2 separate regions of the Homo sapiens genome follow, and region 2 is linked to region 1. Evidence: chromatin loops called from intact Hi-C (ENCODE). Cell type or tissue: HepG2. All regions are shown on one strand. Links, peaks and the distances in the headings refer to the core of each region. The heading gives the core; the rest is flanking DNA. Region 1 overlaps TRPM6 (transient receptor potential cation channel subfamily M member 6). Region 2 has its middle 150 kb from the start of OSTF1.

Region 1 (16,442 bases), core at 3,874-11,873:
TTCCTAGAGTACCATGAAGTACTAAATGAACAACAATTCTCATGCTGGGAGGTGTCACAGATGTTCCTCAGTAAGGTTTCATGGTCAAATAGTGGTGGGACCTGCTTAAGCTATAACTGTACTGATGAATTACAATGCACATTATGTTAAATATTTTTTAAAACCACAGCATTTCCGAAATATAATGTACCAAACATGCTTAATGTGGAAAAACACCTAAAAGCATCTTACTCCACAGAACAGAGAAAGGGAAAAGCTGACTTACACTACTAGAATCAAAAAAGAAGTTAGAGTCCCAAATAGGGAAAGTAAGATTTAAAACAGCCTTGCTATGTTCTCTTTTTCCACTGTCGCAACTCACTTGATTCGAGAAGGATATAGCAATCTCTTCTTCAGAAGTAGGCTAATGTGCAAAATCCTCTGAATCTTTTTCCCTTCCCTCTTCAAACTATTGCTCAGTTACCTCAGGAAATATTCTCCCCTCTTTCCCATACCTCATTTATGAGGTCCATATAAATGACCTCAACAAAGATGACAGTATAAGAACAGTGCCACTGAGATAGCTCCATCAAGAGGGAAAATAGATTCTATTTTGAAGTTTAATTAGAGCTGCAGGCTCAGATGCGGTAACTCACGCCTGTAATCCCAGCACTTTGGGAGACTGAGGCAGAAGGGGTGCTTGAGGCCAGGAGTTCAAGACCAGCCTGGGCAACATTAGCAAGACCCTGCCTCTATAAAAATGAAAAAATTAAAAGTTAGCTCAGCATGGTAGCATGTGCCTGTAGTCCTAGCTACTTGTAAGGCTGAGGCAAGAGGATCGCTTGAGCCCAGGATTTCAAGGGTGCATGAGCTCTGATCACTCTATCTAAATAATAATAATAATAAATTAGAGCTTCATAACCAAATTCTAAATCTCTTGGAAGTACCCATAATTTTCAGACGGTACATATCCATTTAATTTCTAACCCTCTACTCAAATCCCAAGAAAAGAATCCAAGAGAAAGACAATGCTTTATGATGGTTAATGTTTTTAGGATTTTATCATTGAATTGTTTATGTCTGCTTCTCAATTTTCACTCTATATTCCCTTAGTTTATGATACCGCCTTCTTCTAGTTCTCTTTATACTCCTCTGAATGGTTATTTATGGTCTTCTCCATGAGTTTCTCTTTGCCCATTACAGGTGTTGGCACCTCCCAGGTTTTAACTCTCAGCTCACTAGGTTCCCTCACTCTTGCTTCCTGGGCATAATCGCTTCCTCTGTCATACTTTTAGTTTCCTACAATAGGCAGATGACTCCTACAGTTGACTGTCCCAATAAGCAGATGAGCTCCTCCACCAGTTCAAATGCTCCCCGGGGGCTTCAGATGCACACATCCAAAGCCTCCTGAACATCTCTGGCTAAATATACTACAAGAATCTCAAGCTCAAGAAATCTACAACTTATTGCTTTCTCTCACACCTCCTGTGCCTTCTTTATTTCGGTGGTGCCACCTTTCACCTGATTACCCCACTCTTTTCTGAAAGTCGTGCTGGACTCTATGCTCTCCCTTAGCTCCACATCTGATCCTTAACATGCCTAATGAATTGTTCTTTCTAAATGTCATATTCACCCCTTCTTTTCAATCCCACCACCACCAACCTTGGCGAGGCTGTGGACACATCAGTGCACTGCACTATTCTCTCAAATGGTCTTCGTGGTTCTTATTCTGACCCCCTCAAATCCACACCATTACTGAAGGTAAATCTGTCCATATCTTTGTCCACCTAAAATCCTTCCTTAGTTTATAGTTTAGAGTAAACGGCTCTCCATAAACTTATCCCAGTTCATAATCTTGGGGAGGCAGGGAGGCTATCCTGTCCACATCTCATCTGTTCATCCCCCTTTCCTTAAGGGTTGGAGGGGAATTTGTATTTAAAAAGAAATTATACTAACAATTTTGAGGGGCCCATTTTTACTTAATAATAGATAACTTTCATTGTACTCTTACTATGAGTCAGCACTCTGCCACACAGTTCATCTATATTATCTCATTTAATCCTCACAGCATCTCTAAGAAGCAGGGCTATTTCTGGGGTTTGTTTGTTTGCTTGAGACACAGTCTCATTCTCTTGCCCAGGCTGGAGTGCAGTGGTGCGATTTCAGCTCACTGCAACCTCTGCCTCCTGGGTTCATGTGATTCTTCTGCCTCAGCATCCTGAGCAGCTGGGACTACAGGCATGTGCCACCACTCCCAGCTAATTTTCTTTGTATTTTTAGTAGAGACGGGGTTTTGCCATGTTAGCCAGGCTAGTGTTGAGCTCCTGATGTCAAGTGATCCACTTGCCTCAGCCTCTAAAAGTGTTGGGATTACAGGAGTGAGCCACCTTGCCCGGCCTCCATGTCTATTTTACAAATAAGAAAACAGCCTGGCATGGTGGCTCATGCCTGTAATACCAGCACTGTGGGAGGTCGAGGGGGGCGGATCATGAGGTCAGGAGATCCAGAGCATCCTGGCTAACACGGTGAAACCCCGTCTCTACTAAAAATACAAAAAATTAGCCGGGTGTGGTGGCACACACCTGTAATCCCAGCTACTCGGGAGGCTGAGGCAGGAGAATTGCTTGAACCCGGGAGGCAGAAGTTGCAGTGAGCCAAGATCACGCCGTGGCACTCCAGCCTGGTGACAGAGTGAGACTCCGTTGAAATAAAGGAAGGAAGGAAGGAAGGAAGGACGGAAGGAAGGGAGGGAGGGAGGAAGGAAACCAAGGAGGTTCAGTAAATTTGCCTGTGTCCATATAACTAGTAAGTGCCTAAAGCAGGACTTCATCCCAGCTCCGTAAGCTCCTAATACGAGTCTATGCTTCATACAAAACGGAGAACCAAGCTTGCCCGTCGGACTCAATGAGCATAGCTATAAAGGGGCGCAGAACGTGTAGAAGAAGGAAAGAGAAATTCATATAACTATGGACTAAAGATATTATGTAGGTGAAATCAATTTTTGTGGACTCAATCTTTGATATTCAATTTTTTCTCCATATTAAATTTAATCTGAAATTCAATCAGGCACAGAAACACAGATTTATATAAATATGGTACCAATAGAGAAGTCCAGATTTATATAAACATGACTTATGCCCATAGTGAACCATTTAGAAAGTTCTTCATGTGATTCAGTTTAAGTAAAGCCATATTTAAGGATTCACATCTCTCTACCTGATATTTGACATCAGAAAAAAACATGCATAATTAGATATAATACATCATAGTCAGTTCCATATATGTTCAAAAATAGAGGAACACATTTAACTTCTGTCAATTTGCTTCCATTTACAAGAACAATTCTGTTTTAAAAAAATGCATTTCATCACATATAGCCTTCCATATTTTCACACGATGCCATGCACCCACAATTAGTAATAAATCCAACAGTAACTCAGATCACATTATAGCTTCCTAATATGTTCAGTCTCTCCAGTGTGTCTCCTCCTCTTTCCTCAAACTTCTGAATGTCCCCCATACCGCCTGCCTCCCTCAAAATCCCACACATAGGCACACCCAGCCGACGACTCTGCCTCGAGACCTGGGTCCCCACCAACCTTGTCTGCCTTCCCGTCTACTCTGGCCATATCCTGTCCCGTTCCCCTGCTTCGGGCAAAAAGCCAGACCCTCCATTTTCCCAGCTTCTTAGGGACTTCTCTTCAGCAAATGGCCTCCTCCCTCCACTCCTGAGTTTCTCCCTTGCTGGTGGATCATTTTCAGGACCATGCTGTTTTATTTATTGCCACATTACGCAAAATCCAACAAAAAAACCTTACCGTGTCCCCATACCAAGCTTCCCTGCACCGTAATACTTCTCCCAAAAGCCACCTGTAATTGCAGTCTCTGCTTCTCCTATTCTGTCTTCACCCACTTCAGTGAAGCAGCCGCCAACTCCACTGCACAACAACCGCCGGTCAGACGCCCTGAGAACCCCACTCCCCATCCAACCAGCACCCTCCATCTACCTCCTCCTCCCCTCTGGCTGCTGCCAGACACACCATGTGGCCTCAGGCGGCTGCGCTTGCTGTTCCTTCCGCCAGGGGCGCTATTCCACCAGACGCCCCTGCCTCGCCCACTGCCTCACTTCTTTCAGGCCTCCACTCAATGCCCTCAGAGCGACCTTCTAGAACCAGACCATCTAAACAGTCCACTCAACCCCCAGCTCCGCTAGATTTCACGCCACCATCATTTCCTGTTCTCTCCAGCTACTTTATTTTTCTTCATAGCTCTTTTACTGCCTGATAATAAATTACAAATCTATTTTTGTGGTTCCTTACTTAGGTTTTGTTCTCCATCCACTTCATTTCTCTCACCACCTACACACATGCGCACACACACACACGCGCGCGCGCATGAATGTAAGTCCCATGAGGACAAGGATTCTTATGTCTTATTAACCACTTATTCCTAGTAACTAAAAGAGTGCCTGGAATATAGTAGATGCTTAATAAATATACTTTGATTACATGAATATTATATGTTGTTAAATGTTTCAAATTATAAAGAACTCAAACCTCTGGGATTTGAAAGATCTTTCTACACCTTTAGATATTCTAGCAGAATCACGTTGTGTTAGTGGTTTCAGAATGGAAAAGATTTATATCTTTTACCTTTCTGATGTCACTCGGATTCGTTCCTCACAACTACAATTCACATCTTCCATCTTCTCATGGAAGTATTTTTCCACGCACTGCTCCTCAAAATCATGAAGTTTTTTCAGATCCTCCTTACTGAGGTAGAGTTCTATAGAAATAAGTATGAAACACAGAAAGAATCATTATTCACCTCAGGGCATGAGTGGCTTTTCTTCCACTTGTATTGAAAATGAGAAACTATAGCCTGTTGTGATAAGTTTGTCACCTTGTCAAACTATTTCTAATATTAATGCAGAAACAGCACCAATAAACAACTGGGAGCTGGGCGCAGTGGTTCACGCTTGTAATCCCAACACTTTTGGAGGCTGAGCAGGGGTGGATCGCTTGAGCTCAGGAATTAGAAACCAGCCTGGGCAACACAGGCAGACCCTCTCTCTACAAAAAAATTTCAATATTAGCTAGGCGCCTGTGGTCCCAGCTACACAGGAAACTGAGGCAGAAGGATGGCTTGAGCCTGGGAGGTCAAGGCTGCAGGAGCTGTGATCACGCCACTACACTCCAGCATGGGCTAAAAAGCGAGACCCTGTCTCAAAAAAGGAAAAGAAAAGAAAGAACTGGAAACACCAGCCTGGGTCTCTCCTACTCATTCTTTGAAAATGACTCATATATAGAATTCTTTCTCTTCAATATTTTCACAGGTTAGAATGCTTTCACATTTAAGAAAAATTCACTGCGTTTATATGAAAATGGGGAATCTGTCTTCTTTTCTCTCTGCCAACACTTTCTAAAATTAATTAAATTTTAATTGATTCATATTAGATGTACCTATTTTTGAGATACATGTGATAATTTGATACATTCATATAATCACATCAGGGCAATTGGTGGCACAAGCCTGTAGTCACAGCTACTCAGGAGGCTGAGGCAGATCTCCTTAAATATTTACCTGTCCTTTAAGATAGAAACATTTGAATTATTCTCTTCTAGCTATTTTGAAATGTATAATCAATTAATTTTAACTGTAGTCAACCTACTGATGGCAGGGCATGGTGGCTCACACCTGTAATCCCAGCACTTTGGGAGGCCGAGGCAGGTGGATCACTTGAGATCAGGAGTTCAAGACCAGCCTGGCCAACATGGTGAAACCCCACCTCTAGTAAAAATACAAAAATTGGGGGTTTCCTCTCTCGGCTTTGGAGCCCCCCTCCCTCTATCTCTGTACCGGGGAGCTTCTTCCTTCTTATTTGCCTATTAAACTCTCAGCTCCTTAAAACAAACAAACAAAAAAAATTAGCTGGGTGTGGTGGTCCATGCCTGTAATCCCAGCTACTCAGGAGGCTGAGGTGGGAGAAACATTTGAACCCAGGAGGCAGAGGCTACAGTGAGCCGAGATCGCTCCACTGCACTCCAGCCTGGGCAACAGAGCGAGACTCCATCTCAAACAACAACAACAACAACAACAACAAAAACCCTACCAATCTATTGAACACTAGGTCTTATTTCTTCTATCAAAGTGTATATTTGTGCTCATTAATCAACCTGTCTTCCAACTCTTTTAGCTATTACAATGACAGTAAATAACCAATAGGTTAAATGCAAGATTAGAAGAAGGCAGTCTATTGAAATTAATCCAGTAAGTATAAGAAAGTTTCACCTTGTTACGCAGAGTTTGTGCATACTAAATCCTTCTACTGAAGAATGAGATGTTATTATTACCATTCAATGGCCAATCACAGCTGTATACCTTCTCTGACACAATTATAAATAACTCATTAAAAAGACACATCACTAAGTGATATTATAAGGCTAACACAATTCTTCATCAAACTCCAGCATTCACATTTGGTCTATTACCTTGGCTTTCACTGTTGCCTAATAGAATAATATACCATCTTTTAAGCAAGTTTATAATACTTAGAAAATATATAATGAAGTGATGCTGCTAAAAGGATTAAATTGGAAAGTTCTCTTTCTTGAATGGTTTTGCTTACATTAGGAGAAAAAGAACTAATACAATTCTCCAGAATTTATTTAAAATGCAATTGTTACATTATTTTCTGTTAAAATTAATGACAAAAAATCTGAATTTTAAATTGAAAACATGGCTAAAAGTATTATTCAGCTGTAAAATGTATTCACAACTCAGGTATACAGTGCTTTCTGATTTAAATGGCAGGAAAAAAATTTTCAGACACTGAAAAGATTCGGTATCTCCCACCCCCTACCCAACTCTAATGTCTTCTTTCACTAAAGAATCTCCTATGAGCAAGAAACTTTACAGGTGTCATGATGTGAACCTTATGTGGATCCCTGAGAGCAAACAATCCAGAGTAATTCCAATGACAGGCGCAGCTTGCAGTATGTGGCGCTTTCCTGTAATTGTCCGCAAGGTGGCACTGCTGCCCCTTGTGTAAATGTCTTTATCCTCAATATAAAGGATCAGAAGCAATGTTATGAAAATTCAACAATGTTCCACAAAGCTCAGGGTGAATTCATTTTAAACTTTACTTGAGTTTTATATGAATCATCCTATAAGCACAGACCAAGGTGAACCCAGGAAACGTTCTTTCATGTGGTACTAGGAAGTCTGGGCAAATCCTAGTCAATTCCAGGATTTATCAAGTGATTCACATTCTGCTATTAGGTTGCAATGGTTCTGCAGCCAAAGCCTGGGACGTCTCTCTATTAGCGGCCTGAAATTTACAGTATAATTATAAGCCTTCAAGTTAACTTCAGGTATGCTTTGGCTTTCGTACAAAGGCTGAATCTCTTGGTCAGGGAGCAGGGTATGAAAAAGAAAAAAAAATCTTCAAAGTGACTTAGGAGGAGAAAAAATACTTCACAGAGTCACCTACCACCAGCAAAAGCATATCACCCTGTCAACCCCATAATATACTGCAGGGGATGACCTGTCCCCCTAAGGACCTACCTAAACACATAAATAGCCCGCTATCCCCTTAGCTGAAACTCCTGGAGTCCAGAGTATTTTAGAATTCAGAACTGTTTTTTTCTAGTTTCAGAAAATTAATATAGTGAGTATGTCATAAATGAAGTGAAATCCCTAGTTAAGATTAAAGCAATCCCTAAAATCAAACATATTGCTATTTTCTGCAGCCAACATCAATGAATATTCATACTACAAGAAATAAAGAGAATAAATGGCTTCGCATCAATTCTCATCAGCCTTTTTTGGCCAAATGAGTCTTTCCCCAATTTGTGAAGAAAAAAGGATTTCAGTTTTCAGAGGTATTTTAGATTTAGGAATTGGGAAGAGGATTGCGCATTTATGCCCCCTGCTTCCTGTATTTCTGGGAACTATCTAGAAATGGGCCTGGTACCAATTGTGGAACTGCTTGACAGGAACTACAGAATAAAACCACCAAACGCAATGTTCTCTGACAACAATTAGTACGATAGTCATATCATGCAGTGAAGATCTGGCTAAACAAGATGAATTAGGAAAACCTCAAAATATATAAGCTTATGAAAAAACACAAGTGAGAACCCCTATTTCCGCATCCTGACTCACAGTGTTGCCCAGGCCGAAGTGGCTATTCACAGGCATGATCATGGTGCACCCCAGCTTTAAACTTCTGAGCTCAAGCAATTCTTGTGCCTCAACCTCCTGAGTAGCTAGGACTACAGGCATGCACTACCGCACCCAGTTTCTGAGTTGAGGTTCTTGAAAATAAGAAACATCCATTTCAGAATCACCTCCATGCTCAGTAGATTAGAGAACCAGAGGATCGTGACTCTGGTTAAAGCCCAGCTTTGCTTATCTTTTCTCTTAGACCCCAAGGCCTTCTGTAACTCCATTCTGTCTGAATTCCATCTTCCACAACAAGGAGAACAGTACACGTCACATGACCACTCTCTAGGAGTTATTCTGATGAGTTCTCCGGTCAGCAGAGAAAACACAAGTTTTCCATGTGACATAAAGCCTTTACACAATCAAGCAGAGATTCTCTTCCTACCTATCCCTTTCTAAGTATCCGTTCATCTTGGCAAAAGGCACTGCGACCTCATAATGAGGTCAATATATTTACTCAGACCCAGAGCATCAGCTGATATTCTATTGTCAGGGAACTCCCAGAGCCCCACAGTGCCCTGAACTTAATTTATAATACTCCAGTGCATCTTTGCCTTGAATCCTACTTTTTGCTCTCTTTCTCCTGCCTCACATAGAACAACTTACTTAATCCAACGTCACCCTCTTCTTGGTCGTGAGGAGCTCGATGACAGCACAGGCGGCGGAGGAGAAGGCCCACGTGGCTCAGCAGGATGAGAGGTGGGGGCAGCCAGGGCTTCTCGTGGTAGGTCATGATGTAGCGATAGCGGTTGTATTTCCACAGGTTATTTGAAATGGATTCCATATCTAAGTAAACGTTGCTGTAAGATGAAGTAAGAGAGGGACAATGTTTTAATATGAAGTCTTGAAAGGTAACAGAGTCTATATTTTCCAACATTTATGATTGGCTCACCTGACATTACCGGCAGTTACCCAATACAAATACTATCCACGTGTTTACAATTCTTCTTCCACCAAACAAAATATATTAGCTACCTTCTACAATGAAACATGCTAATCAGAATAACAAGCAGAAGGCAGACATTACAATCAGAGAAAAGAAAATGCCAACATTTTCAGTGTAATGAACAGAAAATCCATTCTGGAACTCAACACTACTCTCAAGTCACCATCTCTTCTCACATAAGAAGCTCTTTTCAGTCCATAATTCATCGTTTATGGGAAACAGCTTTAATGTTCCTCTGTATCATCTACCTAATGTCAAATGTGAGAACTGCTAGAAAAATCCCAGTTAAAATATGCAAACAGTACAGTGTTAGTGAAGAAACGGAAGAAGAATCAATTCATCTTAAAAAACAGAGCTTCTATTAAAATCCAGACAAATTATTTACATTAACTTTACAATAAAAGTAACTCCTTATTGGTAGGTCACTTTGTAGTTGTAACATGGAGATAGGATGGTGAATGTTGATATTATAGAACTTGCCATGGGGGTAATGATTGGAGGTACAGTTATTCTGAAACAATATACCATCCTTAACTACTTAACTTTAAGTATATAATATGATATAAGAGGAACAAAATAAGATGTCCATCTTAATATTTTGCATAGACTAACAAAATTTAGTTTCTTTTTAAAACAATTCTTCTTCTTGCAGTGTCAAAATTTTAGTTTATTTAGAGAAAGATAGCAGAGTAGAACTGGAGGAAGGCAGCCAAATTTAGCAAATAAAAACACAGATAACCCATAACTTGAACAGTGATAAAGAAAAGGAACCAGGATTATCCTGGAGAAAGCCATCTTTGGGTAAGAATAGAAGTTTCTCAGAATCCATAAAGAAGGTGATTGAAACATAGATGACTGGGTTATATCAGGAGTTCTCAAGCATGTTTTCTGAACCAGCAGCAGCAGCATCACCTGAGAACATGTCAGAAATGCACATTTTTGGGGCCTGGTCAATGAGTGGGAAACTCTAGGGTTGCACATGCTATTAATAGCAGTTTCACTCCAACGTGACAACAGCCTTCCACCAGCAGGTGGCGACTTAACAGTGTATTTAAATTTTGGGGGTTGGTTGGTTGGTTTTTGTTTTTTTCAATTATTTTATAAAGAATTGTCTGTAACCAGCTCCTGGACAAGTAGTCAGATCTGGGGTTGGTCACTTTGTATGGTCTTCAGTGTGTTCATCTCTAACGTGAGAAATTTGTCCTATGCGAGGATTTCTCAACTTCTTTTTTGACACTGGACATTTGTTGTTGTTGTTGGCCAGGAGGCTCACAAAGAGGCCTTTATTTATCTAGCTCAAAGTATACACTACCACAGTCTTGTTTGCTACTCCTTCTACTAAAATAGTTCAAATCAATGTTTCTACCACACTATCAAAAAGTTATATTTCTTTTTGTCTCCCCACATCAGAGTGGTTGAATAGAAGGTAGAAACAGGCCAAGAGTCCATAGGCTCCCAGCTCTAAACCGTGCCAGGGCAGGAAGGGGTGGCTCCAGGTCTCACTGTGGCACCTTCTACAGAAAATAGACGTAGCTGCCAGGCCCGGGGACAGAAACCAGACATCCCAGTATATCTCCAAAAAGCAGCACAAATACTTTCCCCCACAGTATGAAAAATACACACCTCTAGCACTCTGCAGTCGTGCATTTAGTTTTCTTTAAGAACAAACAAATCAGTAGTTATGTATCCTGTTTCCTCAAGTTTCAAGAAAAAAAATGAAAGGTCACTCTTTTCTCTTTAAACACTGATGTGTAGCTAGCAACTTGGATAAAAAGGTGCCACCCTACAAAATGCCGCTCAGCATGTTCTGATGCCAGGATGGGCTTGGCCGCCTGGGCTGGGGCTAGAAAGGAGACCTCCAGCTGTCCCAGTGGAAACTGAAGCCGAGTGTCGGTGCTGCATTTGGCTTCAAGATCGAGAATCAGAGCCTTTGAAATGGAAAGGGGGCATCTGAAAGGGCACCCCCACCAGGGGCTTTTCAGAGCTAAGGCTCCAGAAGGAAGGGGTCGCCCTGCTAGTGACAGAGCTGGGAGTCACTCTGAGCTGCAGCCCCCACAGGATCCCCCTGTGGGAGGCCCCATCTGACCCTCTCCAGCCCATGGCTCTCTGCAACTGCCACCTATACTCAGGTATATGGCTTTGCTGCTGCTGGCTTTTAAAATCAGCTATTATGTTTGAGATGTGACTGTCACCAACAGAGTTCTGTCCTAAAAAGCCATCCCAGTGCCATGTTGGCTCAGGGGGCACCAGCTTTGTGCTGCCTCCATAATAGGCAGGAGAGTTCTCAAAGCAATGTTCCACTGATCCCTGGACGCCACTGCAGCATTAGGGACAGGGTCAGTCCCCTGGAAGGGAAAGGTGGCTTCAAGGCTGTTCTCTGGGCCGTTTGCAGGAGATCTGCAGGTACCAGGAGCCCATACTTATCACTTCTTTCAGTGGTGGCCAAGCCAACCAGACCCAAACATGATGCACACGGGCTCCCAGACTTGGCTCCCACTCAAAATTGACCCACACCCCTTGGGCTGCTCTACAGTTCTTTGGACTCCAAGATCCAGAAGGGCCTCTGCCCAGCTGCCTGCTTGGGCAAGACTCACTGGGTACCATGAGCAGCAGGTGTTCACCCAACCTCGAGTGTACACCCCTAGTGACTGGGAGTGCACCACCTCACCAGGCAACACTCCTTCCCAAAGAGTCCAAAGAGCCTCCTGGTGACACCCACAGCAGGAGCATCACACCATCCCATCAACAGCCCCCACTTACCTTCCTGGGGCTAAGATGCGGGGTGTGAGCCTTTCCCCTGAGAGCAAACGGGCAGTGAGACACTGGACATTTTTAATAAACAAAAATCTCAGACTACCAGCCTGGGCAACATGGTGAAACCCTGTCTCTACCAAAAATACAAAATTTAGCTGGACATAGTGGCATGCACCTGTGGTCCCAGCTACTCGGGAGGTTGAGGTGGGAGGATTGCTTGAACCAGGGAGGCGGAGGTTGCAGTGAACTGAGATCACACCACTGCACCACTCCAGCCTGAGTGACAGAGTGAATCCCTATCTCTCCCCATGCCCCCACAAAAAACTCAGATCCTTTTATTATCTGATCTATAAAAATAGCTATTATAACTAAACACCAGCAAATATTCCAAGTTCCTAAAATGGTTGGGCTAAGAGAGATGATGACTATCATATAACCAGCAGGAAGGTATGTCTTCCCCATGTTTAGGTAACAACACAGCAGTCACTTTTTTTTTAAAAGAATTTTGATTTACTTTGCTGACTCTCAACCCCTGTCTTCCCTACTTTTGTTACTTGTTATATTTTCCTCTTCAGTAAGATAAGCAAGGAATCAAATACCTAGCACAGTGCCTGACAGTTAAGAGGCATCTAGAAAATATGAGTTTCTTCCCATTACTTCACTTGGTTTCTTTTGTCTAGGAAACAAATATGTGTCAGGCACTCTTTTCAGTGTTTGAGGTAAATTGCTTGCTTCTGAGCAAGACGAGAAGAGGTGAGGAAGTGGCCCATACTGGTAGCTGCAGGAAAAGCATTCTAGGCAGAGGGAATAGCAAGTGCAAAGGCACCTGTATGGTCTGAAAAACTGAGGGGCCAATGTGGTTGGAGAGGAATGGGTCAGGGGAAGACTAGTGTGATGCATGATTTAAGAAGTGACGGCTGGGCGCAGTGGCTCACACCTGTAATCCCAGCACTTTGGGAGGCCAAGGTGGGCGGATCACAAGGTCAGGAGTTCAAGACCAGCCTGGCCAATATGGTGAAACTCTGTCTCTACTAAAAATACAAAAATTAGCCGGGTGTGGTGGCATGCACCTGTAGTCCCAGCTACTCGGGAGGCTGAGGCAGAAGAATCACTTGAACCCGGGAGGCAAAGGTTGCAGTGAGCCGAGATAACACCAGTGCAGTCCAGCCTGGACAACAGAGAGAGACTCAAAAAAAAAAAAGTGACAGGGGCCAGGCATGGTGGCTCACACCTGTAATCCCAGCACTTTGGGAGGCCGAGGTGGGTGCAGGAATTTGAGACCAGCCTGGCCAACAGGGTGAAACCCTGTCTCTACTAGAAATACAAAAATTAGCCAGGTGTGTGGCACACACCTGCAATCCCAGCCACTTGGGAGGCTGAGGTAGGACACCTGCTTGAACCTGGGAGGCAGAGGTTGCAGTGAGCTGAGATCGTGCCATTGCACTCTAGCCTGGGTGACAAAAGTGAAACTCCGTCTCAAAAAAAAAAAAACGAAGTGACAGAAAAGCCAACTCACATGGGGCCATATAAGTCATTGTAGTGACTTAAACTTTTACCCAGAAGTAAAATGGGAGGCACTGAAGAGTTTGGAGCAGAAGAGTAATATCCTCTGATGTCTGCTTTTAAAGGGTCATTTGGACTACTGTGTTGAGAAAAGAATATAGGGAGTCAAAGACAGAAGCAGAGAGATAAATTAGAGGCTCTGTGGTAACAGTGGGGTAGTGAGAGGTCATTAAATCAGTTATCTATTTGAAGGTTGAGTTAACAGAAGTTCCTGAGAGTTTAGAGGTAGAGGTTCAAGAGACATTAAGAATGACTCCATGTACAGAATCATGGTGTAGAGCAGAGAAAAAGTAAGAAGGACTACTTAGTTTTTGGTGTAAACAACTGAAAAGCTGGAACATCAACAAAAACTCGTGTTCTTCCTCACAGATTTGGGAAAGACTACATTAAATATTATAAATAAAAGTATGTTGGGAAAGAGGGGAGATGAAGAGTTTGGGTATTTTAAATTTTAGAAATCTATTAAATTTCTAACTGGTGAAGGAAGGGGCCAGTTGGATCTCCATGGCTGGAGTTTAAGAAAGAGAACTGGGCTGGGGATATAAATTGGGTGTGCTCAGGATATACAGGAAACTGAAAGAGATCACAAAAAGCATAAATAAAGGAAGAGGCAGGTCCGGGCTCAGGGACATTCCAATGTTAAAAGGTTGGGGAGAAGATGATCCAGAAAAGAAGATTGAGAAGTAGTGAGAAGTGACAGAGAAGAAAACAGAGGGCCTGGCACAGTGGCTCACTCCTATAATCCCAGCACTTAGGGAGGCAGAGGCAGGTGGATCACTTGAGGTCAGGAATTTGAGACCAGCCTGGTCAACACGGTGAAACCCCGTCTCTACTAAAAATACAAAAATTAGCCAGGCATGGTGGCAGGCGCCTGTAATCCCATCTACTTGGGAGGCTGAGGCAGGAGAATTGCTTGAACCCAGGAGGCAGAGGTTGCAGTGAGCTGGGGTCACACCAACTGCACTCCAGCCTGGGTAACAGAGCAAGACTCTATCTCAAAAAAAAAAAAAAAAAGAAGAAAAAGAAAGAAAGGAAAAGAAAAGAAAAGGAAACGAAAGAGAGGAAAGGAGAGGAGAGGAAAGGAGAGGAAGAAAGAGAGAGAGAGAAAGAGAGAAAACAGAGAACAGGGGAAGCTGGGAGCAAGTGAAGAAAGCATATCAAGAACTCCTTAACCAACTTGCAATTCCATCACTTGCTATCCTTTCATAATTCGAACTTACTGCCTAATCACAACTCAAGATCTCCTTGCATTTTGATGTTGTTACATTGTACTTTCCCCCCACAGTCAGTTCTCCATATCTGCGGGTTCCACATCTGTGGATTCAAATAACCACAGATTGAAAATATTTGGGGAAAAGAAAAGGATGATCGTGTCTGTGCTGAACATGCAGAGACGTTTTATCTTTGTCATTATTCCCTCAACAATACAGTATAGCAACCATTTACATCGCATTAATACTATATTAGGTATTATAGAGAATTTAGAGATGCTTTAAAGTATACAGGAGGATGTGCCTAGGTTATATGAAATACTACACCATTTTCTATAAGGGACTGGAGCATCCATAGAGTTTGGTATCTGCAGGGGGTCCTAGAACAAGTCCTCCACAGATAACGATGGATGACTGCATTTATTATTTCACTGTTTCCCATGCTCCATGTCCTTCTTATCAGTAGTTTTATGTGCATATTTCAAAACAATAATAATAAATATAGAACACACAAAAATCAAAGGTTACATACTCAAAGTACATGTGAATCTACTCAACATATCTGCCCACATTTCTTATTTAAATAATCATATTTAATTGAAATAACCTACTTGAAGAAAGCAATCAACAGGTTCACCATGATGATATATTGCACGAAGAGGTAGACAGCTTGCAAGAATGGAGTAAGAAAAGAACCAGGAGGGCAGGATGGCTGGCTTGAACAAACTACAAATAAAGAATTTTAAAAGAATGAAAGATAAGATGAATCACAGTCCTGCCACTCTAGACACACATTTAGCACATTAACTGCACAGAATACCATAAATTCAAACATTTTTAAGATTTAGATGATTGTTTTTCAGATGTATTTTACTCTTGTTAACTATGAAGGCACAATTTCTGCATGACGGTAAAATCCCATACACACCATCTATTTCTCCAGCATAGACTTCTCCGTATATCATCCAGTATGGCTCAAATACAATATCTCGAGCTAGACTCCAAGATGGTGGCTCTTTTGGCGAAAGGATGGCCTTGCGTGCCACTCCAAAGCTCAGCAGGACTATGGCCATGATGATCACAATATAGAACATGTTTGCTGTCTGCAAAAGAGCATAGTACAACCAGAATTTTACCACAGATTTGAAGTTCAAAAGAAACCAAACACCAGCAGCCATCATAACTATACCTGCAAATAATAAGATTGTCTAGTCATTGACTAAAACACCCTTGTGCAGGAACAGCTAGACTTTCTTTGGCTAAACTCTTGTTTTCTCACACAGTATGCATTTCAAGTCAACTTGGTCTATGGAATAATATAAATGTGCTGAGAGGAGAGAATCTGTGCTTCTTTGTTTAAGCAGTAATGAATTGTGAACACTTTTTGATTAGCTAATATCTAAGTTTGCCCCCAGTTGGACCATAGGTTAGGAAAATAAAAAAAAAAAAATAGGGTATTGTTGAATTAGTCCAATGGCTCCTTATTCCCAGAATTGTCTTCAGGAATTGATTAGAGTCTAAGAAACTGATCAAGCCAGTTTAATTCCATCTACTAAATGTACATCAACTCAGTCCATTAGTTTACTGTAACAGACAGAGCACTCACCACAATTCCCATCATTATTTCAAGAGCTACTCTACATCTCTTAGCTTTCCTTCCATTAGGCTGGGGCTGTGAAACGTATTCAAGCCAGTGGGCTGTGGTTTGATGGTGACTTGGGCACTTCTTGTCCAGAGCAGTTAAAAGCCATTAGACTTTCTCC
Region 2 (16,442 bases), core at 5,496-13,495, 460 kb after region 1:
CCTCTTGAGCCTGGTGCCATACCCATTGGAGTTGATAGCATGACCCTGAACCCCTTGAAACCACTTGCAAACAGCACCCTCCCTCTAACGACCTCCACCTGGCAACCCTCATTTAACCCAAAACTCAGGGCCTCATTCCCTTGTATGTCCCATGTTCCATAGGTTAGCCGTTGGATCAGGTTTTCCACATAGGCAAGGAATGAATCTCTGGGTTGGCCACTCCTGAATTCCCTGTCTTGGAACACACATTCAGATGCATCTGCTATAGAGGGTCATTCTACGGGCATGCTTAAGCTACTGCTATCAGGTGTGGTTACCATACAGCCAGGGAGCAGTCTATATGTCATTTGCTCTCTAGATTTACAGACCTCTTTGTCCTCAACTTTATTTCTCAAATTCTTTCTCTCCCCATAGGGCCTTGGGTGTTTTGGGAAAAAAAAAAAAAAAGCTGGCAAAGGAATTATATGCAGGCAGCTTCTGAGTTCTGGCCTGCTGTAAGGAACATAGCTGTGCTGCAGCCAAGCAGGCATAGGGCAGCAGGCATAGGCCAAGGTAAACAACCTGGATGACTCAGCGGGTTTGTGGCACAGGCACACAGTCCTGTGTCTTATATAGTCATAGCCACGTAGACATAACATAGAGAAGCTCACTACCTGGCTCTCAGCCTCGATTGTTTGTGTAAGGTATAAAAGTAACACTGACCCTGTGAGGGAGCTGCTGAGTAAAGCCATGTCTCACCTACCTGCTGTTTCTCAAGAGTTCTTCCAGTTCCCTGCCTCATGTCCACCCACTCCCCTTAGTCCTCAGCTGGGGCTGAAATCTAACCCTGAGCATAACACCTGCCTCACACCATCTCTAAAGGATGCATGCCTTGACTTCCACCTTCCTTTTTTTTCATGCTCAGCCAGGAGGAGGAGACTTCTACCTTCTTAAATAGGAAGGAGGAAAATATATGAAAAACGTAATTAGTATCCCAAAAATATTATTCTTGCCAAATTGTGAGCAGTCAAATCTACTAGTGTATTTGGAAGGCCATGCATTCAGAGAAGAAAAAAACTTAGAGATCACCAAATCCATGCTTCTCATTTTCTAGTGAAGAATCCCAGGGCTGAAAGGTCAATGCTCTGATGAATGGCACGTGGACTGTTTTTTTTCTGTGCATTTGGTTACTGTTCCTGTTGACTCTAAACAAATGCTGAGTCAATATCATTAAGGTTTTTGGACTAAACTCCAAGGACAACTTGAAATTGCTTGAATTTGACCTTCTATCTTGTTAGATAATGTTTGGAACCAAGGCCTTGTTCTATACGGTGCCTAAAACTGTGGACTTTCAGTGACTATCAATCAAAAACAGAATATTCGTGTTTTCTGATTCTGGGGAAATAAGAAAGGCAAATGGGCATAGATCTGGTTTTGATGATATGCTTGTCTAACCCTGTGAGTCTGCAACTTATTTGCTATTGAAAACACAGCACACTTCATTATTTATTCATCGCATCAAGTGGATAAAAGACAGCGCTGGGCTCTTGGACCACCTGACCTTGAATGAGTTGAATTCTAGCTCCACCACTTTAGGAATAGTGTTATGGCAAATCACTCCAAATATTTCAGGTCTTGAGTACCCTCATGTTTAAAATGAGCTTAATGCTACCATTGTCCACTCATCTTCAAGCATTATTATGAAGATTAATGTGTAATAGTGTCACTAATTAATGCAGCCAACAAATATTTATTCTACAGCCATTGTGTTCCAGAGCAAGTACACTTAATACAGGGGGGAGCAGAACTGCCACTACTCTTGGCCTTGTAAATGCAGTAATCACACAAGTCTATAACTGTGTGGTGAGTGCTCTGATAGAAAAGTATCATAAAAAAGCAGAATGATGGTAAAGTTCCATGAGGAAGTGACACTTAAACTGAGGTCTAAAGGGAGAGTAGGAGGTCAACAGGCACGGAATGACGAAAAGACCATTCTAGGCAAAGGGAATAGCAGGTGCCAAGGCCCCAAGGAGGGCACCAAAGAGGCTTGTGAGGCTGGAGCATAGGGGAAATGGCAGAAGATGAAGGTGGAGCTGGAGGCACGGGCCAGATCATGCCAGCCTTGCACGTGAAAGTTCTTTGCAAACTTGTTGAGAATTAGATGTTAAATAAGAGTCAGTGAGGCTCCAAGTGGGGCTTAAGAAATCATAGTGAGATGTTTGTCAGGGTTTTGGGGTAGTTATTGTTAATGCTTAGTCTTTGATTGATGTACAGTATCAAATAGTCATTGGAATGTGGGATTTGGAGCCAATGGTCTGTGTTTGAATTCGGGCTCTGACAATGCTTAGCTGTGTGAGCTCAGGCAGCTGCTTAACATCTCTGTGATTCTGTTTCCTCATCTATAAAATAGGGAAATAATGGCATCTACTCAGAGGGTTGCTTTGAATTAAATAAGTCAATATAGGTAAATTGAGGATACCCTGGGGCATATGAAGCACTCAGCACATGATTATTGTCTATGTTTGGGCTATACTGTGGATGACAGTAGTCTGATTTTCAGATAAATGGTGCAAGTATTTTTTGTTTGACAATACGTCTTCCACAGCATTCTTGTAGTATAGACAGAAGACTGAGTCTGGGATCAGACTTCTTGGCTTTACATGGGATTAACCTCTAAATTTCAGTGTCCTCATCTGTAACTTGGGAGAACTCTTCCTCTCTGTCACTATTTTCATCATTTCTATCCTCCACGTCATTTTCAAATAACTTGTATTTAACATGTGGAAATGGGTCTCCTTTAGAATAAGGAGAGGATTCTGTCTTTGAAATCTGATGGTGTAGCAGCGCTTCAACAGCTGAATGCATTTGCTTTCCCTGGTCTGAAAAGTATCCCTGGTTTGGAAGAACTGGAGCAAAAAGGAGGCAAAGCACCACGCCTATCCTTGTTACCTTGATAACAACTTTTATTTCTCACTGGAAAATCCTGTTCTATCTCCCTGTTGCTGCCTTTGTTTCACAGAATAGTTTCACTTTTGTCAACAAACCATGTCCTTTCTGTTTTGTATAGTATTTGGATTCTGCCTAATGAAATAATTTCCCTTTCCTTTGTGAGAACACCTAACACTCATACAGAATTGAGATTGGGGATTTTTTTCGTAATTGCCTTATTGCCTTCTCCTAAGTCCTGTGTTAATGGGTAGCATCTCCACACGGCTTGCATCCTTCGTGTGTGTTAGATTACAGCATCTTGATGTTTGGGATATCAAATGGGACCCATCTGTGGGAGAATTATATCACAGAAGAGAATAATGAATTTCTATGTGTTTTGAGAGAAGGGAGCCCAAGGGAAAAAAGGTAGAGAAATAGTGTCTTACAAAATGCTCTCCCTTATGTTGCTTCATCCAATCTACATCCTTCTGAGGAGTAGCAGATATGATCCCTATTTTAGAAATGAAAGCCTGAGAGCCTTATTAGCAGAGCTTTGCTTACCCAAAGTCATGCAGCCAGCATAAGGGAGAACTGAGGCTTGAATCCTGGTCTTCTGACAACCAAACTCACTCAACTGTAGGTTATCAAGGAGCCAGACACTTGGTTGCTAATTATTTTCTCCTTGCCTTTCATTTAGTGATGTTGCTTGTGTACTGCTATTAGAAATAAATAAGGAATGTGGTGGGGCATTTCAGGCCTAGAGGTCCCCGCTGCAGATGTTGCCATTCTCGATGATTCACAGCTAGTGATGCAAGTCTGTCTAGATCAACAGGGGGTTTGTGCCTGACGTATTGGGGTACTGTGAAAGAACAAACACTGACTCTATCAAACACAGCTCTTTCTACACGTGTGATAGCCAAACCATGTCAGGCCATGTTCTGACCGTGACTCTTGACCAAATTGATTAGTGACAGTTATTCTACACAGGACCATGGTTGCATTACATCTTTAATCTGATTAGAGAGGTAGGGAAGACTTGGGATGCCCTTATATCCTTCTGCTTTAGAAACAATGCCCAGGATTGTTAATCCTCGAGGCAGGCGACCACCTCTTTTCAACAGCAGAGAGCTGTAGGAGGCAACACACGTGGTAGAGTGAGCTGGCTTTGTAAAGCTGTGGTAACATTCATAGAAGATGTGCATTAGAGCCATAATAAGTCGTTGATAACATTTCACAGGTGGGAAAACTGAAGCCCAGATTGGTAAAATGACTTGTCCAAGGTTACATGCAAATTAGTATCAAAGCAGAGCCTAGAATCCAGGGCCTTTTCTCCTTTGCTATTCTTTCATCTGTAGGGAACTTTAAAGCACTGGTTCTCAACTTTGATTTGCACATTGGAAATACCTTGGGAGATTTACAGACGCTGATGCCTGGGTCCTATCCCTAAAGGTTTGGATTTAATTGGCATGGGGCGTGGCCTGAGACATCAGGATTTTAACAAAGCTCCTCAGCTGATTCTAATATACAGCAAAGCTTGAGAACCTTAGACCAGTAGTTCTCAAACCTTGCATACATTAGAATCATCAGGGGAGCTTTTAAAAAGTATATATATCTGAAGCCCCACCCCAACACAATCACATCAGAATCTCTGAAAAGAAAATTGATAGAGAATGGAGGAGAAAGTATCTTCTGATGTAACCTATTCTCTTTTATTTTCTTTTGGTCAGTGGGTCTTCACTTCCAAAGTTATACCTGCTTCACCACTAGAACTCTCATGGCTGTGTGTTGTGCCTCCCTCTAAAAACGAGCAAGACTACTTGATTTCAGCTGCAAGTGATCTTCTTAGATTTCATGTCAGTGATGTTATCACTTGTGTGGGGCTGTTAGAAACGAATGAGGAGGAAGGACAGAGCATCTCAAGCACAGAAGACCCTCCTAGATGCTAATGTGTTTATTTCCGTTGGATCACCGTTTGCTGTGGTTTTAATGGTCTCTCCAAAACTCAGGTGTTGCCAATTGTGATGGTATCAAGAGGTGGGGCCTTTCAGAGGTGGTAAGGCCGAGAGGATGCCTCCCTCATTAATGGAATTAAGGCCCTTAGAAAAGAGGCTTCTTGCAGCAGCATTTGGCTAGTTTGCTGTCTTGTCCTTCCACCATGTCAGAATGCAGTAAGAAGGCCCATGTCAGGTGTTGGCACCTTGATTTTGGACTTCCCAGCCTCCAGAACTGTGATAAATAAATTTATTTTTTAATAAATTGTCCAGTTTCAGGTATTCTGTTATAGCAGCACAAACTAAGATGCTAGTCACAGTGCTTTCATTAGAATAACCTGAGAAGCTTTAAATAACAGATACCTGGGTCTTATCCCTCAACTATTTAATTAGCAGGATATGGCACCTGGGCTTCGATATTTTTTTAAAAGTTCCCAGATGCAGTAAGGATTTATTAAAGCATAAATCCTACTGGGTGCTAGGCAGCACAGCTGCACACTCAGGGATTGAATGATCATGCCCTGGTCCATTCACCAAGCATGGAAAAAGCTGCCTTTGCTGTGCTTGAGCCTCTAGCCAGAGAACAGTTATTCAGTATTCCATCAGCATGTGGTGATATCATTTTGCTCATTGCTCCTGGGCTCTTTTAATTAAGTTTGGAAATATTGTGCTCTCTATATTTTCCCATAACCCCCCAACCCCGGGAACCTAAAGTCAGGGACAATAGCAAGCAAATTTTGTGTGAAGGAGCCCATCAGTGTTGGCAGGAGCTGTAATGGTAACTGCAGGAGTTCAACATCCACCCACACTGGGCCTTTGACCATCAAAACGTTTGAATATAAATAAAAACAATCATGTTGCATGTAAGCAAGGAGCCAAAGCCCTCTTAGTAGAGGGAATCTAGAATGAATAAAAGGTAGCAGGTCAGGAAGGATCTTGGGAGATAGGAAGCTCTAGGTCTTGGTCTTCACTGTTTGGGAACCTGACCATCATCCTTCCAGCCTTCACAGCCGGCCTTCTCAAAATGGCTTTTCTACCTTTCATAAAGGTGGCTAAAAACACCCAGGTGTTCAAGTTGTTATTGATCTTCTTGTACCTGGAAAGAAATGGAAATGTAATTTATGATGCTTAAGAATCTCATCAGGAAGGTATTGTGGAAACATACTGTAAGGTTCTAACTGAGGTTTGAGGGGAGTGGGTGCACGAGCGGCAGGCAGCTGAAAGAACACTTGAAGAATTGCAGGGAGTTTTGACGTGGCTTTATTCTCTCTCTGGGCACAAGTGGGCTGTGGGTTCAAGCAAGGTATATGTACAGCATCAGCAGGGTAGTTATACCTTTTACAGACAATAGTGGCTCCAAGCCAAGCACAAGCACACCTGAGTGGTTACTTAATACACCTCATGTGGCATGGTTGCGTCATGTGTGGAGCTGTGTCCCTGCACTCCAAACCTGCTGAGTCATACTGTACCAGAGGTCACCTCTGCCTATTTCTAAAGCACAGCCATTTCCCTTACACTCTACTCCCTAGGCTAAGGGCATCCTCTGGGGCAGGGACACCTACCCATAGGGCAGAGCCCTGAATCTATAACCCACAATACAAAGAATAACAGCTCACTACTAGGATCTCAGCTATGCTACTTATGACTATGAGGGCCCAGCATAGTCCAGAGCCCAGAGATGCCCACCATCTCTACAGGGGGTTGTCAGTAATGCTCTTAACCACCTTAATCTCCTGCGAGACCCCTTGCAGGGCTGCTGTTATGTTCTGCCAACTGTCAGGGATAAAGGTACAACATTGTTTTCCTAAAAGGGCACAGACGCCTCCTTGGGCAGCAGTTACTATGTCTAAAGCCATTCAGTTTTGCAACACTATCTTTCTGATCTGATTGTGACAGGTACCTATCCCACAGTGGTGTTGCCCCAGTGTTGCTGTATGTACTGTGGCACCTGGGCTGGGGGTACTACATAATCCCCAACTAGCCAGCCCACCCGTCATAAATGCTACAGGCCAGCCAGGGGGCAGGTGCACCATGGGTCTTGTAGCATCCTTTGTCCAAAGCTTGCTGTGTTGTATTCCAGGCTTCGGCCATGGGACCACAAGTCTCCAGCCATGTCCATTTCTCTGCAGACATGGAATGTATGTGCCACGGCAAGCCATCTGCAGCTGCTGCTGGAAAGGTGGTATGGTTCCAACAGTTGGAAACATTGGTCACCTCAGCATAGGTGTGGGCCCAGTCCACAATGCAGTTAGAGCATGTTAACCTATGGTTGAAATGACAGAGCAGGCACAGGTACTAACAGAGGTAAATCATGTCCCTTGGGCAAAATACAGGCTAACCTTTCATCCCTGGATGACAATGCATCTGCCAAGAGCTTTTGCCCTGAGCGATGATACCACACCTTCTCAGCTCCCCGTGGTTCCTTTGGGTCCTGTATCCATGCCAAAGTCATGGATGGGGGAGCTCATAATAGGCCACACAGACAGCATATATGTCCCCCGGAGGAGGGTTCCTTCCCTGGATATTCCTGTGAACAGTCAACCATGGGGACCATGTATTGAACACCCAAGGAATGACATGCAAGTCATACTGTAGGCCCTCTCCACAGGGAGCTATGACAGCCAACCACCAACAGTGGGGGGCTTGGAAGGTCCATGGCCACAGCCAGGTTTTCTGTTCCCCTGCCTTCAGGGGTGTTGGGGCAGGCAACAACAGGTTACCATTTGTCTCCATACCTGGTCAGAGGAAGTCATCCTTCCTCCCATAGGTTTTGCCACATGGCTTGGCCCCACATGGGCTGGTGACCAACTGGCCACTTCTGTAACTTCTAGTGGTTAACCACAAGGTTAAGCCTCGACAGATCACCCAGCTATCAGTATAGATTACCACAGGTGTCACCTCCTTGGTGATCACCATCAGGATTGCTCTAAATTCAGCCCATTGGCTACTTCACCTACATCCAGTTTCATACCGCATGGTATCAGTACTAGGCTGGACGGTAACAGTGGTCCAAATAGCAGCACCTTGGTTAGACTCATCTGTGTACCATGCCCCATCAGGAATGAGGGGATGCCCTTCCTTAAATGGTGAAGGCTCAGGGTCTAGGGGTGCCTCAGGCCCCATGGCCTTATCTTGCATTAGGGCTGCAGGTCCCAAGACCTCTTGCAACTCTGCTGATAAGGGACTTGTACTCAGCATACTCCACTGCTCCAAGTAGGCGCCCCACTTTGCCAAAGTGTATGTCTGCACCGTTCCAGTCTTGGGGGGTCTTTACCCATGAATGCACCCATCCTGCTATTGGGTAAATCAGGCACATAATGATTGTAGCCTGTCTGGTCACACACTCCTGAACCTGAAGGGTAGCATATGCAGTTATTAACTGCTTCTCTATCAATGAATACTGGAGCTCAGCTCCTTTCCGTAGTCGGGACCAAAAGCCAACTGGCATTCTTAAGTGCTCCATGTGCTGCTATAAGCTCCAGCCAAAACTATCTGTGGTCACATTCACATCGAGTTTAAATGGGTGCCTCTGGATAATTACCTATAGGGCTTGTGCCTGCTTGGCTGCCAGGAAAGTGGTCTCAGCTGCACCATTCCAATCCCAGGAAAGAGGAGTGTTGCCACTTCTAAATCTGCAAAAGAATCAGAGGTTAGCATAATATCAAGATCACGACATATGGTGGGGCTCTGCACATAGCCCTGCAGCAACACTGAAAGTCCATTGTCACCCTCTCATGAAGGCAAACTGTTCCTGGCTCTCTGGAAAAGAATGCATTCGCCAAGTCTACCACATAGTGGTACTGTCCCAATTCCATCATCAAGCAGTCCATCAAATGGTTTGTAAGGCCAAGCCATGTAGAATATCCACCCCCAGAATGTATTTGTGCTGGGATCTACCAGCACTAACACTTGCTATACGTTGGTGGAGGATCAGAGGATTGCTAATTTCACATGTGACTGCTGGTCGTCTGGTGTGCCCCCAAGCTGGGCACCTTGGCTAGTTCCCTAATCAAACGGAAAAGGCTCTACACCCCCACCCAGCTACAGCACTTAGTCTTTGAGCTAGAATGCCTGGGCAGGACTGGGTTGCGCGGCATTATCCTTCTCCTGAACGACTTGCACCAAGTCTGTGTACAACTGCCATCTACTGACATCTTTTGGTATTTCACTGGCATCCTACACAGTCCATATGGCTGCCTATATTCACTCAATCAGCGTGTGGTCACCTTGCCCTTGTGCCAACCACCTACTTATTAGCAGTCGCTGATGGAGGGAGGGGTGTCATAACAGAGGCAAGTTTTTCCATCTCAGGCGGAATGGAATATACTATTTGCCCCCTTGTCCCACAGATGAAGCATCCAGGCGGGCAGAGGTTCCCCTGGATGCTGGTGGCACTGTTTAATTCCCACAGGTCTGTGTGGCACCCTGTAGGAACTGAGCATGCACTTCCCACAGCACAGTCTCAAACACCCATCCAACTCTGCCGGCAAAGGTTGGTTCCTTCTCGGTGTTCTGTGCTTCCAGCTGTTTCAGCTCTTTCTCCACACTTGTGGGGGACCCATCTACCACTGCCCAGGTTTCCACCAGAGCCCATCCGAGCAGCACATCTGCCACCAGTTCCCACAATCCATGTTGTGGCCACATAGCCAACCTGGAATCAGCAGAGACTTAAGGCTCACTCACCTTGGGATTCTGCTCATAGTGCCAATTGTCAGGTTCTAACTGAGGTCTGAGGGGAGTGGGTGGACAAGTGGCAGGCAGCTGAAAGAACATTCGAAGAATTGCAAGGAATTTCAACATGGCTTTATTGTCTCTCTGGGTGCAAGTGGGCTGTGGGCACAAGCAAGCCATATGTACAGCATCAGCAAGGTAGTTATACCTTTTACAGACAATAGTGGCTCCAAGCCAAGCGTGAGGGCACTTGAGTGGTTACTTAATGCACCTCACATGGTGTGGTTACATAATGTGCCTCATGTGGCATGGTTACATAACATGTGGAACCGTGCGCCTGCACTCCAAACCCTCTGAGTCATGTTGCATCAGAAGGCTGCCTCGGCCTGTTCCTGACTAAAGCACGGCCATTTTCCTTACACATATGAAGCCACATGGAGAGGGGATAAATCCCATGGAAGCTTTCTCTGGCTTTCTGCCTGCTTAGTATACAATATGCAAGTGGATTGGCGGCTGGCATGGCTTTGCTCAGTTATCCTTTCAGTAGCTCCCATCTTCTCAGTGAAGACCACCTCTCTTTTGTGAATCCTGACTCTTCTGTTCATCTGAATCAAGCCCTGTTCTCTTTCTTCTCTCTTTCCCAAGTGCTTTGTTGTACCATTTAGACACTGTAATACTAATAACACTTCTTTCTGCCCCACTAGACTGTTAAGCCTTCTCAGGCAGTAACCTGCTCACTCATTCATTTGGCTATGTACCTAATACAGTGCTTCTATATAATTGATTCTCACAGAAATTAAAAAAATAAATGATTGAAAAGGGGCTTCTGCTCTCTCCATCTTTTTTTTTTTCTTTTTCAGATGGAGTCTCGTTCTGTCACCCAGGCTGGAGTGCAGTGGCGCGATCTCAGCTCACTGCAAGCTCTGCTTCCTGGGTTCGTGCCATTCTTCTGCCTCAGCCTCCCCAATAGCTGGGACTACAGGCGCCCACCACCACATCTGGCTAATTTTTTGTATTTTTAGTAGAGGCGGGATTTCACCATGTTAGTCAGGATGGTCTCGATCTCCTGACCTCATGATCCGCCCGTCTCGGCCTCCCAAAGTGCTGGGATTACAGGCATGTCTCTCCATCTTCTTGACTTGGATGTTTATAGCTTTTCTTCCACAGTTCTCCAAGTTAAGGTTCAGGTGAGAAGATCTTTGTGGAAGGCAGTTGCAGCAGTGGAAGAGTGGAAGCTGATGCCTTTATCTGTGTTTCACAAGTCGAGGTGGTCAGCAGAGCTGCAGAACTGTTAGGAGAACTGGGGAGTCAAGCTCTGTCACTTTCCTGATCTGAATGACTCTTGAAAGATCTAAAATGAGGGCCTCTCTGAGGTGGGGGAACTGATTGAAGCAGGGCAAAGAAATAAAAATTCTTACCATTTCATGAATAGTGACACAGAGGATCTCACCTCTGTGTCTGGCACTTAGCAGACATGCAGTAAATATTTGTTGGGTGAACTTGTCTGCCATAACCTAAGAAGGCATCAGTTCACAGGGACTTCAAGTAGCTTCTAATGTGCAGCTTGGCTCCATTTCTGTTGCTTTCCTAGTATGACAGAATTACTATTAAGTTGAGATGATTCATTAGTCATTTCCAGAACAGTTTTATTGGGATGACTATTACCATGTATTTAACTTCTCAGATCTCCATAGCATTTTATTGCTGATTATTATTCCACTAATCCATTCAACGGTGATGGAGCTGTATTCAGTCTTAGTAAGGGCCAATCTATTCAGCTAGCTGCGTGTCCAATGAGCCACCAGTTAAAATCCCCACAGAGGCCCTCCCAGATAATACAGGACCTTTAATTAAGTGGTGTTAACAAAGATCACACAGATTTTCCTTTGATGTTTTTATTAGCCAAATATTATAGTGATCGATGATTACCATTGTATAGAAAATATACTAATGAAGATTAAATTAAAATAGGTTTCAAGGTACCAGCATGCAGGAAATCAAGTTCTTTAGAAAAGAAAGAAAAGATGATTGATAGGTATCTGGGATTTTTGTGTTTACATGTATACCTACAGAAACCAATTTAAACAGTGTTCTTTTTGTTTTGGTCTCCTTGAAAGAGTACTATAAACTCTTCTGATCTAAGATGTATTGATATATAGAGAAGGAAGGCAAATATCTATGAAATATAGTTACAAAACAAGGGTTTGGGTTGTTGAAAGTGTTATACGTGCCATTCTATGAAATTAGAATTTTTGATCTACATGATGAGTTAGTGTTATGTGTCAGATGCTTTCTAGCAGCGGCAGCAGAAATGTTTTCTTGGGAGAAGGAATGAAAGCTTATATGGAACCCTGATATATATATATATATAAAATATGTATATAATATAAGAATATATATAATATATAAGAATATATAATATATTATAAGAATATATATAATATATAATATAAGAATATATATAATATATAACAAGAATATATATTATATAAGAATATATTATATATTATAAGAATATATAACATATTATCAGAATATATAATATATAATATAAGAATATATATAATATATAAATATATATGCTATATAAGAGAACTGATTCAGTTGAAAACAGAACTTGATCCTCCCACACCCCCACTTCATAGCTCCTTTGTCTCCACATACCATCCAAGAAGAAGCATATTTCTGGAACTCTTGAGCTCTGTACAGTTTGTAAACTGTTGCCCCATTGAGTAAATTTTAGAGAAGCATTCTCTAGTGTGAAAGTGGACCCCTTTTCCTTCCTGAAAAGACAACTGAGGCAACTTCAGTCACCCTCTTGGCCCCTGAACGTTGTTTATTCAATAGCAGTGGTAATAGCCGATATATCAGCTCAATTTTAAAACATTTCATTTGTTTAATCTTTAGCTTTGATGCTGGGGGGATCCTCAGGAAATATGTTGCTTGTTCTTTTGAAAATCCCAGTAGACAACAGGTGAAAAGTGTAAATAATGAGTCTCAGAACTTGTAATTAGCCCAATAGGGAAGAGCAGCTCAACACATCCAAAATAGAAGACACACCATAGCCGTCACCCTGTCCTGAAAGTATCTCTGCTAGGTTTCGTTTCTTTTTCTTTTCTCCTTTTCTTTTTCTCTTTTTTCCTTTTTCTTTTTCTCTCTTCTCTCTCTCTTTGTCCCTCTCTCTCCTGTCTCTCTCTCTTTCTCTCTTTCTCTTTCTCTCTCTTTATCTCTCTCTGTCTCTGTCTCTCTCTCTCTCTTTCTCTTTCTCTCTCTCTCTCTCTCAATTCCAACATCTAACAAAGTATTCCACACATAGGAGTTATTCAATAAATAGTTGAGACTCAAGAGTAATTTGTAGAATTTTTAGACTTTTGAGACAGATGCAATGAACAACTCTATTTTATATCACCATTTAGCAGAGTAGTCACATTTTGGGAATTTGTATAGAAGAAAGCACTGAAGACGTCTCATGATTCAGGCTGCAGTCTTGCCTTAGAACAAATGAGTTGGGATGACATTAAAGCCCAGAGAAGCTAAATTATTTGCCCAATTTCCTTATCTATAAAATGAGGAAGTTCAGTCTGATGATCTCAGTCCTTTCAACTAGAGCATTTCAAAAGCATCTATGATCTATGTTATTGTCAATTATACTACTGGCTATAATACATGTAGGTGAACTCAGCTGGAGAGACCAAATTGTGATTTGTACTTTCCTACTCCTCATTGTGATCATTAGATTTCCTTTCCAACCATACCAGCCTGAATTCTGTGCTGTAAACTTTCCCTTCATGTAAAAATCTTGCTCAGTTAAAAAGTGAGGCGAGGCATGGTGGCTCAGGCCTGTAATCCCAGCACTTTGGGAGGCTAAGGAGGGTGGATCACTTGAGATCAGGAGTTTGAGACCAGCCTGGCCAACACGGTGAAACCCTGTCTCTACTAAAAAAATCCAAAAAGTAGCTGGATGTGGTGGTGGGTGCCTGTAATCCCAGCTACTCAGGAGACTGAGGCACGAGAATCACTTGAACCCAGGAGGCGGAGGTTTCAGTGAGCCAGGATTGCACCATTGTACTCCAGCCTGGGTGAAAGAGGGAGACTCCATCTCAAAAAAAAAAAAAAAAAGAAAAAAAAAATTGTGAGATTTATTCTCTGGTTGCTGACCCACAGCAGATTGGAACATTTATTGTTCTGCTTTTTAGGCTTGATGATTAGCAATTGTGTTCCTGTTAAACAGCCTGTGGTTGAATTCTGCACATTGGAATGGCTTACTGACTCCTTTGCGAGTTAAGAATATATTTTTATGGCATCATTTGTATCTTCAAAAATATGTATTATGATAATAAAATGAATTATATTTGTCACTTTTTAACACCATGATTATCTCTGTAAAGTAGTTCGAATGTAGTGTTTTCATTTATAGTATCCTATCTTAGCTATAAATCACTTTTATTTTTAAATCTTCCTGACTCAGAACCCCCTGTAGTATGTTTGCATTTCTCCCCAATATTATGTCTTTCTTGTTTCATTTCTTTCTGCTTAAGTGTCACTTCTCTGTTCCATAACTTTGAAAAGGCACAGAAGTCCAACTGCATACATTTGGTGGAGAGGTTGCTGTGAATGACATGAATCTAATTGTGAAGCTTCCCTTTAGGGATTGTATTCAAACTTTAGTGTCAATAAAAGTCACCACAAATATTTGTTAAAATATTAATACATATTTTAGACCTAGTCCCCAGGGTTTCTGAATGAATAGATCTGGGATGTGTCCCAGTCTCAGAAATCTGCATTTCTATCAGCAACCTCAGTTTATTCGGATGTAAGGGAAGATCACACCTCACCATAAATGTCATTTAATGGCTCTTAGGGTGAGAATGTGACGCTGTGTGGCCAGGAACCAATACTGCATATTCCTCATATGGCTCAGTTTCCTAGCTTATCCCTGGGTGTTGAATTGCACTGTTTCTCTTAAGCTAGAATTTTGTTTGGCTTTCATGGGAAAGGCATCGCTTCAGAAAAGCACTCTTCCTTTTCTTAGGTGATTTCTATGTGTGCTAAAATTTGAGAACTACTTCTGGAAGGAAATATCACAATTAGATTCAAACCTTTAAAAAAGTTTTCTAACCAAATACCTGTACTAAAAAATAGGTACGTTTTATTAATTTATTTTCTCCTTCCAACTTTTAAGTTCAGGGGATACATGTGTATGTTTGTTACACGGGTAAATTCTGTGTCACTGGGGTTTGTTGTACAAATTATTTCATCACTCAGGTAGTGAGCATAATGCTTGATAGGTAGTGTTTTAATACTTATCTTCCTCCCATCTCTACCCTCAAGTAGGCCCTGGTCTCTTGTTGTCTTCTTTGTGTCCGTGTGCACTCAATGTTTAGCTCCCACTTATATGTGACAATATGTGGTATTTAGTTTTCTGTTCCTGCATTAATTTGTTTAGGGTAACGGCCTCTGGCTGCATCCATGTTGCTTCAAAGGACATGATTTCATTTATTTTTTTTTTTGGCTGTGTAGTATTTCATGGTGTATATATACTACATTTTCTTTATCCAGTCCACTATTGATGAGCATCTAGGTTTATTCCATGTCTTTGCTGTTGTGAATAGTGCTGCAATGAACATGCAAGTGTATGTGTCTTTGTGGTAGAATGATTCATATTCCTTTGGGTATATACCCAGTAATGGAATTGCTGGGTCAAATGATAGCTCTCTTTTAAGTTTTTTGAGAAATTACCAGACTGCTTTCCACAATGGCTGAACTAATTTACATTCCCACCAACAATATAGAAGCATTTTTTTTTCTCAGCAATCTCATCAGCATCTGTTATTTTTTGACTTTTTGATAATAGCCATTCTGACTGGTATGAGATGGTGTCTCATTGTGGTTTTGATTGCCATTTCCTTTTTTGTTTGTTTGTTTTTTTGAGATGGAGTCTCGCTCTGTTGCCCAGGCTGGAGTACAATGGTGCAATTTTGGCTCACTGCAAGCTCCGCCTCCCGGGTTCACGCCATTCTTCTGCTTCAGCCTCCTGAGTAGCTGGGACCACAGGCGCCCGCCACCACAACTGGCTAACTTTTGTATTTTTAGCAGAGATGGGGTTTCACCGTGTTAGCCAGGATGGTCTCAATTTCCTGATCTCGTGATCCGCCCACCTCGGCTTCCCAAAGAGCTGGGATTACAGGCGTGAGCCACCACGCCCAGCCTTGATTTGCATTTCTATAATAATTAGTGATCTTGAGCATTTTTTCATATGTTTGTTGGCTACTTGTATGTTTTCTTTTGAGAAGTGTCTGTTCATAACTTTTGCCCATTTTAAAAATAGTGTTACTTGATTTTTGCATGTTGATTTAAGTTCTTTATAGATATGGATATTAGATCTTTGTTAAATGCATGATTTGTGAATGTTTTCTCCCATTCTGGATTGTCTGTTTGATAGTTTCTTTTGCTGTGCAGATGCTCTTTAGTTCAATTAGGTCCCACTTGTCTATTTTTGTTCTTGTTGCAATTTCTTCCGGAGTCTTCATCATGAAATCTTTGCCAGGGCCTATGTTCAGAATGGTATTTCCTAGGTTTTCTTCTAGAGTTTTTATAGTTTTAGATTTACAGTGAAATCTTTAGTCAATTTTGAGTTGATTTTGTATATGGTGAAAAGGGGCCCAGTTTCAATCTTCTGCATATGGCTAATGAGTTATCCAAGTACCATTTATTGAATAGGGAGTTCTTTCCCCATTGCTTGTTGTTGTTGACTTTGTTGAAGACCAGGTGGTTGTAGGTATGTGGCTTTATTTCTGGTTCTCTAATCTGTTCCATTGGTCTATGTGTCTGTTTTTTGTACTAGTACCATGTTGCCTTAGTTACTGTAGCCTA

The links. Peaks named below come from ENCODE experiments on the same cell type or tissue, not always from the same donor. Only the 100,000 strongest peaks of a DNase experiment are listed, where the experiment ranks them.
Region 2: a loop joins it to region 1, with 22 times the contacts of the local background. A loop is called at or near these places in 13 of 110 quality-filtered maps.

Annotation. Positions count from the first base shown.
Region 1 is chr9:74,767,072-74,783,513 of GRCh38, forward strand. TRPM6 (transient receptor potential cation channel subfamily M member 6) reads right to left here. Exons shown (of 39, transcript NM_017662.5): 22 at 15,608-15,782; 23 at 15,291-15,405; 24 at 8,812-9,005; 25 at 4,632-4,764. Among named protein-coding and RNA genes, the nearest start is that of TRPM6, 110 kb to the right of the region's middle. RefSeq lists an enhancer at 4,104-4,153. In HepG2, for the core only: CTCF peaks have their summits at 4,058, 7,001 (motif pointing right) and 10,180 (motif pointing right); DNase peaks (open chromatin) are centred at 4,050, 7,010 and 10,180.
Region 2 is chr9:75,229,495-75,245,936 of GRCh38, forward strand. No RefSeq gene overlaps it. Among named protein-coding and RNA genes, the nearest start is that of OSTF1, 150 kb to the left of the region's middle. In HepG2, for the core only: a CTCF peak has its summit at 9,046 (motif pointing left); DNase peaks (open chromatin) are centred at 9,027 and 9,887.